3 separate regions of the Homo sapiens genome follow, and regions 1 and 3 are each linked to region 2. Evidence: chromatin contacts called from ENCODE Hi-C data. All regions are on one chromosome and are shown on one strand. The core of a region is the stretch at or near the end of the contact, and the rest is flanking DNA. Distances in the headings are between cores, read along the strand shown. Region 1 has its middle 91 kb from the start of TRIM43. Region 2 holds the start of LINC03052 (long intergenic non-protein coding RNA 3052). Region 3 has its middle 99 kb from the start of LINC00342.

Region 1 (4,042 bases), core at 527-3,026, 160 kb after region 2:
GAAGTCCAGAGCTAGAGGACAATGCCAATGGCAAGAGCCCAGAAATGAAGGGACCACCTCAAATGGAGTGCTCTATGGGGTGCCCTCTCCAGAATCTAAGGGGAAGGAGAAGGTCCAGCAGGAATCACGGGTTTGGGTCTCTGCCATTCCTAACTCCCTGGTGCCTCAGGCATCGACGGGCAGGATGCTTGGAGGCCATGGGCTGCAGCGGAAGGAACACATGCTTTGGAGACAGATTGCTCTGGATTCAACCCCTGGTTTGATCACTTCCTTCCTGTGATTTTGTGTCTCAGTTGCCCTTTCCATAAAATGGAATAACAGCTTTTTTTTTAGTCATAAGGTGTGAATAAGTGAATGCATATTCACAATATCAAATGACTCATTCATTTCATGAACCAACATGTGCCAGCACTGTGCTAGGATAGTTCTGTGGGCCATGCAGACAAGGTCCCTGTCCTCATGCAGTTTACTTTGGTGCCCAGCACAACATAGGCCCCTACAAGCACCACTTCATTCCTCCCATCTGTAAAGTTACCTGATTTCTGTCCTGCAGTGCCTGGCTCCATGCCAGTAATCAGGAAGGAGAAAGGGGTGAATCAGAGAAGCAGAACCTCAAACTTTGTTCTGAGCCCACAGTTCCTGAGCTAAGCAGGAGCCAGAGGTCAGCAGGGTGAGGCTGGGGGCTGGGGACCAAAGAGGAGGGTTGGCACGTCATATTCCTCCTTATCTGACTGCCCTTGCACCAGAGCCCAGAGAGTTTGACAATGATGATCTCACTAGTGTTCAAAGCTTCCCGAGGGAGGCCAACAGCAAAGCAGAAAGCACTGGAGTGTGCTTGTGTTGACAGCTGCCGGATCAGAGGGCCTGGCTTGGGATCACAGGCTGCGGGGGTGGTGAAGCAGTGTGCAGATTCTGAAGCCTGGCACTCCCACGTGGGGCCCCAGGAGCCAGGTTCACCCACACAGAAACTCAAGGGAGGCTGCGTTTCCTAACCAACAGCCTTCACCTTGTGGTAGATTCTTTTCCTGTGGGTCATCTCTTTCAATTCTCCCAAGACTGCAAAGAGAGATTATTGTTCCCATTTTCTAGATCAGAAAACTGAGGCTCAGAAGAGTGAAGTAGCCTGCTTAAGGACGCATGTCTTCATCATAATAGTTGGTATGCAGGTTCCCCTCCCTGTCTCCATCACACACACACACACACACACACACACACACACACACACACACACACACACACACACACTGCAATGACTGTCTCCTAGGCTGGCTAACAGTGGACCAAGATGAGCCCATCCTTATCTGCATCCTGCATCAGTCCACGGAGAGCAGGCAGCAGGGATAAGGATGGGGAAGACAGGGTCAAGGAGTCAGACTACAGGCACCCCTGTGGCTCAGGGCATAGAGGGGGCTCAGGACACATGGAGCACCCCCTTGCCCACGTTCCTTTTCCGGGTCTGCCTCTCTACCAGACCTCTCTCCTTCCTCCTTTTTCGCATCCTCTTTGGATTCATTTTCTCCTCTCATTTCCCCTTCTCTGCTTCCTGATTCACCCTTTGCTATCTTTTCCAGTCTTTTCCGTTCCTCTCTTCAGTCTCTCCCTCTCCCTTTGCTTCCTTTCCCTGGACTCCCCTGGCTCCTTCTCCCTTTCTCATCCTCCCTCGTGTTTTCCTGTTTGTCTCTTCGATCTCCTTCCCTCCTTTTCCGTTTGTCTCTCCCCGGCCTGCGCCCCTCCCCGCCGCTCGCACCCTCCCTCGCGCTACTCCCTCTGCGCAGCCAACCCTCCCTCCGCCCCCTCGGGCCCGCCCTCCCCTCGCCAGTCTTCCCCGTTCTCTCTCCGCTCTCGCTCTCCGTGGTTTAGTGCTTGCCCTCCTGCTTCTGACAAACTATTTGTAGGAAAATGAGATTTGGTCCGCGCTGGACGGCTCCTCTGGGAAGCAGGCGTGGGGGTCGGGTGTCGGAGGCCCCGTGCGTCCCCCCACCCCGTACCAGAGCCCACGGCGCTTACGGAGCTCTTTAAGATAAATGAGTAAAATTAAGAGACTCGCCGGGGGAAGAAAACACTGGAAGGGAGCGAGCGAGAGCGGATGGTACTTGGTTTCCTCCCAGAAATGCATCCACGTGCGCCCCACTGGGGCCTCCCCCATCTGCTGCAGACTCCAGGGAACTTCCTCCCCTCAAAGACAAACTTCCAGCCCTGGAGCATGTTTCTTCCTTCCCTGGGATGTGGCGCTGAAAAGGGTAGAAACCTCTAGTAAGGCACAAGCAACAGATTGGGGGTGGAGCAGCAGGTCTCTTTGGAGGTGGCCTGGAAGAAACCTGACAGAGAGGATGGGAAGGGGAGAAACAGAAGAGTGTGACGAGGTGGGTGTCCAAGGGCAGTGGGACAGGCTGTCCGGGTGGGAGAGTGGACTTGAGGAAGTAGCTGCAGGCCCAGACTACTTCAGCCACACCCTGATCCCCTGGGACCCTCAGGGCACAGAAGGCAGTGCTGGCTCCAACCTCAGTCCAAGGAGCTGTGGAAGCCTCAGAGGCCCTTGGCAGAGGTGAGCCCTCATTTCTCACCTCAAAGGCAGGGATTGAATCCTTGTCACCCAGACAAGGATTTTCTCTTGTCTGGGTGGCAGAACTATAAGTTGTCAGAGGGCAAGTAGTGGGTCTTTGGTTTTTCTGCAGTACCACAGGGCTAGCTTACCTTAGGCCATAAGTATTATTTGTTGAGATGCGTGAATACAAGAATGTCTTAAAAGCTCTAGGCTCAATTTTCAACTCCCACAGATGTGCAATGAAAACAATTTTCCAGACTACTTTTTTTCCCTCTTATTTTGAAAGCAATACACTTATTTTTTCCAACAAACATTGAGACAACAGAGATAAGCAACATAGAAGAAAATAATAATCACCTGTTATTCTACTATAAACAATTTGGAATTTATCCTAAATCTCAAAATATACATGTATTAAAACACAAGGTCATATTATAAACATTGTTTTGACCTGCTTTATTTCATTCGATGTTAAATTGCAAATACCTTTTTATATCATATTAAATATTTCTTCTAAAACTAAATTTTAAGTTGTTACAGTGTTTTATTATAGGTTTGTATGCTCTGTGGATGATTTTTTTTTAACAAGGCACATATTTTTGTTCATTTTGATTGTTTCTAAATTTTTGCTATTATCAAGATTTCCTAACTTTTGCATTATTCAGAGTTTTGTTTTTTTTTTGACAGAGTCTTGCACTGTTGCCCAGGCTGGAGTGCAGTGGTGCGATCTCCTGTCACTGCAAGCTCTACCTCCTGGGTTCACGCCATTCTCCTGCCTCAGCCTCCTGAGTAGCTGGGACCACAGGCGCCTGCCACCACACCCAGCTAAAGTTTTGTATTTTTAGTAGAGACGGGGTTTCACCGTGTTAGCCAGGATGGTCTTGATCTCCTTACCTTATGATCCGCCAGCCGTGGCCTCCCAAAGTGCTGGGATTACAGGTGTGAGCCACTGTACCCAGCCCAGATCATCCCATTTTTATCATAGTCAGTGTCTTAGTCTGTTTTGTGTTGCTGTAACAGAATACCACAGCCTAAGTAATTTATAAAGAAAAGATTTTTTTTGTTCTTACTGTTCTGGAGGCTGGGAAATCCAAGGTTGGGGGGCTGCATCTGGTGAGGACCTTCTTGCTGCATCATCCTACCAGGGAAGGAGGAAGGGGAAAAGAGCAGGAAGGAGCAAGAGAGAAAGCAGGGCAGACTCACCCCTTTTATCAGAAACCTGCTCCTTCAATAACTAACTCCCATGATAACATCATTAATCCATTAATGAGGACAGGCCCAATAACCCTTAAATATCCATCCTCTTAACACTGTTGCATTGGAGATTAAGTTACCAACATTTGAACTCTGGGGGACACATTCAGACCATAGCAGTCAGTTATAAAAGTGTGATTTATGTTTTTTCCTAGTTTCATAAGCATAAGATGTGACATATTTTAATAGTTGACAATTCTACAGGGCCTGCTCTGAGTTCCTAGCCTAGATCAGCCTTTCTAG
Region 2 (3,561 bases), core at 944-3,443:
CACTTGAACCAAGGAGGCAAAGATAGCAGTGAACCGAGATCATGCCACTGCACTCTAGCCTCGGTGACAGACTGAGACTCTGTCTCAATAAATAAATAAATAAATAAAATCACCTCTTGCATGGAGGGTGAATAAGGAGTATAACATGAGGACGTGTGAGGAAAATATGCATTAGAAGGGAAGGAGAACATACTTAACATGCCAGTGGAAGGTGAAATTCTAAATTATCTGAGAATATTTTTGAGAACTTTGTTTAATTCTCAGTGTAGAAAGATGTACCCTTTGAATGACATTAAAAATTCACTAGAAGAGTGAATAGTTAAAATGTCACATAAGTAACAAGAGTCTCAAAACAAAAAGTGTTCTAAAAGTTTAAAGTCCGTATTTGAGATAGAGGAGAGAATAAATAATAGTTCATTAATTAGTCTTTATTATGTGAAAAGACTTTTCTAAAATTCTTCCATAATAATTGAAGATATAAATTACAATAATTAAAATTTACAAAAGAATAAAAGCATTAAAATAAAGTGTGAAAAATTTAAAAAGGGTAAAGATGAAAATTATTTAATTTTTAATCTCAAAAATCCGAAAGTGATTTTATCAATGTCCTAAGAAAATTAAAATGAAAACAAACTTAATAATGTAAAGAAAGGAGGTTTCTGCCGGGCTGGGGGCGGGAGCTACGGCTTCTCTGGGGACGCGGAAGCGAGAAGCAGGGACCTTGGGGCGCGCCCGGTTTTCCGGGACGGTGCCCCGGCCCCCAGCCCACGCCTCCGGCCGCTGGCATGGTGCTGCTGGCTGGGACCCGGCCGCAGGGTGGCTGGGAGCGCTGCATGACCCCGCCACCGCCGTCCCCACTCCTAGGCGCACAGGTCGAGGAGGACCGCGCTGACTACAAAGAGTTCCAGGGCCCCACACCTGCAGCATAGCCTGGGACGACTCTGTACCCTTTCCAGGACGAGGAGGAGCACGGCGTCGAGGGCTTGGAGAGCGTCCCGGAGGAGGGCGTCCAGGAGGCATGGGGCTGCTGCGGACGCTGGTGCGGCGAGGGGTGAGCGTTGAGAAGGCGCAGGAGACTGACCACAATGGCTGGACCAGCCTTAATGTCGCCTGCTACCACGGCTTTGTGGATATACCGTGGTGGCCTTAGCTGAGTAACCCCACACTGACGTCAACTGGCAGGACAGGGAGGGGAACGCAGCCCTAAATACAGCTGCACAGGCAGGAGCTGCCTCTGGCCCCATGGGCACCGTTGCCTTGGACACTGGCTCTCAGCCTTGTGCTTCCTGGTCAGCATCACGTGGGCTGGTTCATTTGAGCTTTAACACAGATCTGGTGGAAACACAGGCTGCCAGGCCCTGCCCCTGGAGTCTTTCTTTGAATAGGCCTGGGGTGGGGCCCAAGAATGAGCAGAAGAACAGGTTTCCTGGTGAGGCTGATGCCGCTGGCCCAGGGTTCTCACGTTGAGGACCGAGAGCTTTGAGGTTTTCATACCTGATGATGTCCAGGAACCCTTCTCAGTAGGCACTGAAGACCATCAGCAGAATCACAGACCCCAGGAGAGATGTCGTCAGACAGACACAGAGGCATCACCGAATTAAAGTGAAAATGAAGAAAGGAGCTGAGCATCTGTTTCATGACTTTCGTGGCTGTTTTACTAAAGAGGCTATCCTGGCCCAGTCAGGGCACGCTATCATCACCAACTACTTGTTGAACTACGTTCAGGGTCTTGATCTTGAAGGAGGGACGCGTTCGGGTTGAAAGCCGCCATGCAGGGTCGAACGGATCGCATCGGAGCCCTGAGCTAGCAGGGGCGGGTGTCCACGCGAGGGCCCCCGCCGTGGGATGTCGCCAGAGGAGTGGCCACTTATACGTCCGCCTCATGCAGAGGCTCCTGGAGCGCCCCTGCCGGGAGCTGTTGGGGAAAAAGTACCAGCTTGAGCTGCCGCCGCTCCCCGAGAGGCCGCAAAAGCCCGAGGGCTCCAAGAACTGCCTGCAGAGGCTCAGGGACTGCGAGCTGTCCGCGCTGACGCCGCGCTCCATGCGGGGCCCAGAGGACCGGGGCGCCCTGGACCACATGGTCAGGATGACCACGAGCCTCTAACAGCCCCGCCGGGGCCCTCGCGTGCCAGACTATGTGCCCCGAGAGCACCTTGTGCTGGGGGAAGAGGCGGCTGGCGGTGCAGGAAATCCTGGCGGCGCAGGAAATTCCGGCGGCGCGGCGAGGGGTGGGGGGAGGCAGGCGCAGGAGGCGGGCGAAGAGGAGGGCGCAGAGTAGCATAAGCCGCTCGGCCTAGCGGCCGCTGGCTCCACAAAGGCCTCCCCAAGAGCCGGCCTCCCACCTGCCCGGCTGCCGGGGTCCTGGGGCTCCGCCGCCCCCGCCCCGCGGACGGCCAGCCTCCTGCCCCTGCAGTGCCTGCAGCAGAGCAGCTTGGGGCCCAGCGTGGTGGTGCCCAGGTCCGCCTCAGCAAGGTGCCCGCGCCCACCTTCCAACCCAAAAGGCCGGCGCGGAAGGGCAGCATAAAGGCAGCGGCCACCTGCGGATACCCAAGTGGCCTTACAAGGTGGCCAAGGAGGAGAAACGGGAGGCGGAGGAGGCCGAGAAGAGGCGCCAGGCCAAGGTGCAGGAGAAGCGCCCGCCGCCCTGGAAGAAGAGGACGTGAGAGTCCGCGGGTGCTTGGCACGGGGTTTGAGGGCTGGGTGAGGCCGCGGGGCTGGGCACCATGGCAGCTCTCGGGACCACCGGGCAGCGCGCGTTTCCACGCTGTCTCTCTAGGATGCTCCCAGAAAGGGGCTGGGGGAGCCACATCGATTCGCTTCACACCAGCCACCCTAGCAATCAGTACACCTAGGGGGCATGTTCCCTAAAAGGCTCCCTTTAGAGAACCTCAATTAAGATTTTTTTAAAGATTAATTTATTAGGCCAGGCGCGGTGGCTCACGCCTGTAATCCCAGCACTTTGGGAGGCCGAGGCGGGCGGATCACCTGAGGTTAGGAGTTTGAGACTAGCCTGACCAACATGGAGAAACCCCATCTCTACTAAAAATACAAAATTAGCCGGGCGTGGTGGCACATGCCTGTAATCCCAACTACTCGGGAGGCTGAGGCAGGAGAATCGCTTGAACCCTGGAGGCAGAGGTGGCAGGGAGCCAAGATGGCGCCATTGCACTTCAGCCTAGGCAACAAGAGCCAAACTCCGTCTCAATTAAAAAAAAATCAATTTATTAAAGGATATTTTCTGTGTAATTTTGTATTTTTAATTGTTGTCCAATTTGCCAAGTTTTACAAGTGATAGGGTCCCTTGTATCCAAGGAAGTTTTTATACACTTACCTGAAGACCTTTTATTTAAAACACTGTTTCCAGCAATAAATATTTATGATATCTGTAGGACTTTACACAGAAATCATGGGATTCTCTCCTTTTTGGGCTGTTTGCTTTGGTCTTCTCATCATGGGTGGATGTTTTTATTAATTAGATTAAGTGATGCCGGATATTTCTATTTGATGGAGGGATTGACTGGTTCAGCCACATGATCAAGTGAGACAGAGAGATCAGATTTT
Region 3 (3,936 bases), core at 825-3,324, 200 kb after region 2:
CATCCCTGGGATGGTACTTTGGACTCCTCTTCACTATTCCCAGGCACAAAAGAAAAATATGGCTCTGTTGTTTTTCAATACTCTTAGTGCTAATTTAATCACAACAAAACTCTACGTATTGGTATATGCCTGCTTCAATGCTAGTATTTGATGCTATCTAATTTACTCCTGGCAATCCTGTGAGAGTGCTATCATTACCCTCATTTTATAAACAAAGAAACTGAAATTCAGAGATGAAGAAACTTCCCCAGGATTGCACAGATAGAAATGATGAAACTGAGATTCAGATACAGAGCCTGGATTCTTAATCACTATGTTATATACTGTGACTCATGGAGTCACCCCAGGCACTTCCCCAGTGCAGTATCCCACTCTGAGTGGGTCCACCCTTGCTTCCTTTGTAGTGAGCTAGGCTGTATGCATGGATCCATCACCTGGGTGTCTGGCCCAGGCCAAGTTGCTTGGCTTCTGTTTGTTCATGTGCAGCACCATGGTCATCACAGTGATGTGCTCGCCCCACAGAATCATTGCAAGAACATGTCAAGGTAAAGCAATAAAACATACTTTCAACTCACCGGGCTTTTATTCAGCTCCAACTATTCACTAATGCTAAATATTGGAGGAGGAGGTGACACCCAGGGGTTGCAGGCTCAGGGAGCTAGAGATGTGAACTTAGTAGCCCAAATCTGAGGGTGGGTATCTTAAATGCAAATAACATACTTAGGAGAGGCTGAGGAGAAGATAATTCCAACATTGAGAAATATTTGAAACAGGTGGTCTGAGCCAAGGTTTGAAAGACTTCAAAAGGTAGATGGTAGGATGAGCAGGTACTTCCAGGCTATGAGAACAACTTGACTGACTACGAGAAATGAGGACATAAACCATGCGAATGGGTGATGTGTGTGCAGGAGCCAAGAATCTGTCTTTCTGCCTGTGGGCTCCATAGGATAAGGCAGTGGCCAGTTGTCTTAGCATGTTTAGGCTGCTACACAACGCTGCTATAACAAAACACCATAGATTGGGTGGCTTATAAACAACGGAAATATATTTCTTATAGTTCTGGAGGTTAGGAAGTCCAAGATCAAGGCAGATTGGATATCTGGTGAGGGCCTGTGTTCTGACTTATAGAAAGCACTTTATTGCAGGGTCCTCACATGGCAGGGGGGTGAGGGGCCTCTCTGCGGCCTCTTTTATGAGACACTAATTTCATTCCCATAGGCTCCACTCTCATGATCTTATCATCTCCCAAAGGCCCCACATCCTAACACCTTCACTTTGTGAATTTCTGAGGGACACAAACATGCAAATAATAGCACCAGTCTGAAGCCTTTCAAGCCATGCAGAAGACTTCCACATATATTCTCATATTTTCCGTGGGAAGCTTCGCCTGGTTTTGACAGAGGAGTGTCATGATGCCACCTATTTGAAAAAGATCCTTTGGGGCAACACTAGAGAGACTGGGTGAGCCCAGAGGCTGGGAGGTGGGCGAGGGGGGTCTTGCAATAGTACAGGCAAGAGGTGACGAGGGCCTGAGTTCAGGCAGTCAAAGAAGGGATGGAGAGGAAATGAGAGCTGCCAGAGACATTTGGGAAGGAGAACAGGCAAGTATTGGACAGGAAGGAGAAGTTTCCTTCTTCCTCCCATAGTACAGTTCCCCTGCACCCCTGCAATACACACCCAGCTTCCCCACACACTTGGAGGTGGCCTGGCAGAAGAGAGATTGACATTTCTGTTTATCTGCTGGCCTTTTAACTCTGTTCATAGCCATGAAGTCACCTTCTTTTTTTTTTTTTTTTTTTTTTTGCCTTACTACATTTGGGTGATTTTCCTTATAATAATTGTCATAGTCATAACTATAATAATTATAGTGGCAATAATAAGATTCTGAATGGCTCCAGAGCCTTTCTTCCTAGGATGTTAATGTGTGAGGTGGGGGTAGGAGGGGTCCTGGCAGGAATATTATTAGATCCAATTTGCTGAAAAAGTCACTCTCTGCCATTTGAAGAGAATCTGGCCGAGAGGGAAGCATTTCTGGCCTTTGGAGCATGGACTTGTTCCCAGATGAGAACCCGTGTTCTCCATGAAGATTGGCAAGGGGATTCCTGCTGCCTGCTGAAGTCTGCTAAATGCCGATTGGCTGCTCGTGATGGAGAAAAGTGGAGAGGTATGCTCCAGAGCTTTGCCCCTCTCCCGTCTCTAAGAAGCCTTCCCACAGGTCTCTGGTGGACAATGACCCCTCCATGCCTGCCTCAGGCTCTCCTATTGTTGGGCTGTATGATTAGCATTTAATCATAATATACAATATATTGTAGCATTTTATGAGTTACAAAACCTGTTTGGCTTCATTATCTCATTTAAACCTCCTAGCCACAGAAGCTAATATTATTATCATTCCCTCTCCACAAATGGATTCATTTGTTCAATGAACTGGCATGGAGCAGATAGTGTTAGATACTAGGAAAATGAAGCATATGTGGTTCTGGGGGCTTCGCCCCCAAATCAGGTGCTCAGAGGTAAAGTGACTAAGACCCGAAGCAGAAGACTCTGATTTTCTTTCTCCAAGCTGCTTGCTCTCTTCTTCATTCAGCATACTTCAACAGCATACTACTGTTACCTTAACTTTTAACTGTTCAAAATACCAAATTTGAGCACTTTACTGCTTCATGTTTCAAATGTTCATTTTGTCTTCCCAAACACGTGGGAAAAATCTATATAAAAAAAGGACTTTATGAATTTACTTTTATTTTTATTTTGAGATGGAGTCTCGCTCTGTCGCCCAGGCTGGAGTGCAGTGGCATGATCTCGGCTCACTGCAACTTCTGCCTCCTGGGTTCAGGCAGTTCTCTGCCTCAGCCTCCCGAGTAGCTGGGATTACAGGTGCCCACCACCATACCTGGCTAATTTTTTGTATTTTACAAAAAATACAAAAGACCTGTCCAGGCTGGTCTTGAACTCCTAACCTTGTGATCCACCCTCCTCGGCCTCCCAAAGTGCTGGGATTACAGGCGTGAGCCACTGTGCCCAACCAACTTCACTAGTTTATTATTATTAAAGCCTATTTGTGGTAAGGAGTGTCAAAGTTTGTTTACACTTAGTAGTTACTGATCAACTATTACACAACATGTTTGGGCATACAGTAGTTGATCAATAAATATCAGTAAGCCAGAGGGTTCCAGATCTCCAGCCTTAGCTGACTTCCTCTTAAAACACTGGGTTTTATCCTCATCATCAAAAGTATTTCAAGCACTTTATTTCTGGAACATGTGGAATCTTTCCTTTTAAAGTATTTTGTAGCCAGTTTCAAAATGATGCTGATATTTTGGAAGAATATTAATGTGTCCATCATAAACAGAGAACAGTTGAGGCTAGGTAGGGGAAATTTGAAGTCCCACTTCCTTGTCTGGCTTGATGGCTGGTCTTCCTAGCATGTGAGTTATTTAGACGGATATGGAAGGATGGAAAGCCAGAGGCGCCCTATGTTGACGATTTCTCTCCAAGTGCTCTTGTTGCGCAGCACAGAGGAACTCTCGATTGACTGGACGCATGCTCCCACCTTGTGGTGAGATTTGATATCCTCTGGTCTTTTTTCATCTGTACATCCTGCTGGGGAAAATGCAACCATTTAGTCAGTGAGTGTTTGCTGAGCTCCAGGTGTACTCCCAGGCAGTAGGTACTGGGATACAGACATGAAAGAACAGACAGAATTGTCCTCTTGAGGCTTACTTTACTGGATGTGTGTGTGTGTGTGTTGGAGGGGAGGGGGATGTAAGATGGGCAACAAATAAATTTATACAGATAAAAAACAAAGTAAATTCAGATAGTGTGAAATACTATGACGATGAAGCAAGATGATGCAATGGAGTGACTGGGGAGGAGACCTGTTTCAGCTGGGGTAGCCTGGGATGTTTAAGCCCAGGCTGACTGATGCACAGAAGT

Evidence for each region. A loop is a pair of places that touch in the nucleus more often than their neighbours do. Pooled maps may share reads with other maps.
Region 1: a loop to region 2 is called in a map of PC-9, with 4 times the contacts of the local background. The contact joins the enhancer-like site here to the promoter of LINC03052 in region 2. A Hi-C loop is called at or near these places in 2 of 168 maps with a recorded cell type or tissue (IMR-90 and PC-9) and 6 of 50 pooled maps.
Region 3: a map of heart left ventricle shows a loop between it and region 2 (7-fold over the local background). The contact joins the enhancer-like site here to the promoter of LINC03052 in region 2. A Hi-C loop is called at or near these places in 5 of 168 maps with a recorded cell type or tissue (Calu3, PC-9, dorsolateral prefrontal cortex and 2 more) and 17 of 50 pooled maps.

What each region holds. Positions count from the first base shown.
Region 1 is chr2:95,680,960-95,685,001 of GRCh38, forward strand. No RefSeq gene overlaps it. Among named protein-coding and RNA genes, the nearest start is that of TRIM43, 91 kb to the left of the region's middle. RefSeq lists an enhancer at 2,310-2,810. Within about 2 kb of position 1,777, at least 16 of the 41 ENCODE cell types and tissues checked have a DNase peak (open chromatin) inside an H3K27ac peak, as active enhancers do.
Region 2 is chr2:95,524,561-95,528,121 of GRCh38, forward strand. LINC03052 (long intergenic non-protein coding RNA 3052) reads right to left here and starts at 2,194. Exons shown (of 1, transcript NR_182300.1): 1 at 313-2,194. It also overlaps the pseudogene ANKRD33BP1. RefSeq lists a silencer at 2,174-2,463 and an enhancer at 2,604-2,733.
Region 3 is chr2:95,725,562-95,729,497 of GRCh38, forward strand. No RefSeq gene overlaps it. Among named protein-coding and RNA genes, the nearest start is that of LINC00342, 99 kb to the right of the region's middle. Within about 2 kb of position 2,075, at least 2 of the 41 ENCODE cell types and tissues checked have a DNase peak (open chromatin) inside an H3K27ac peak, as active enhancers do.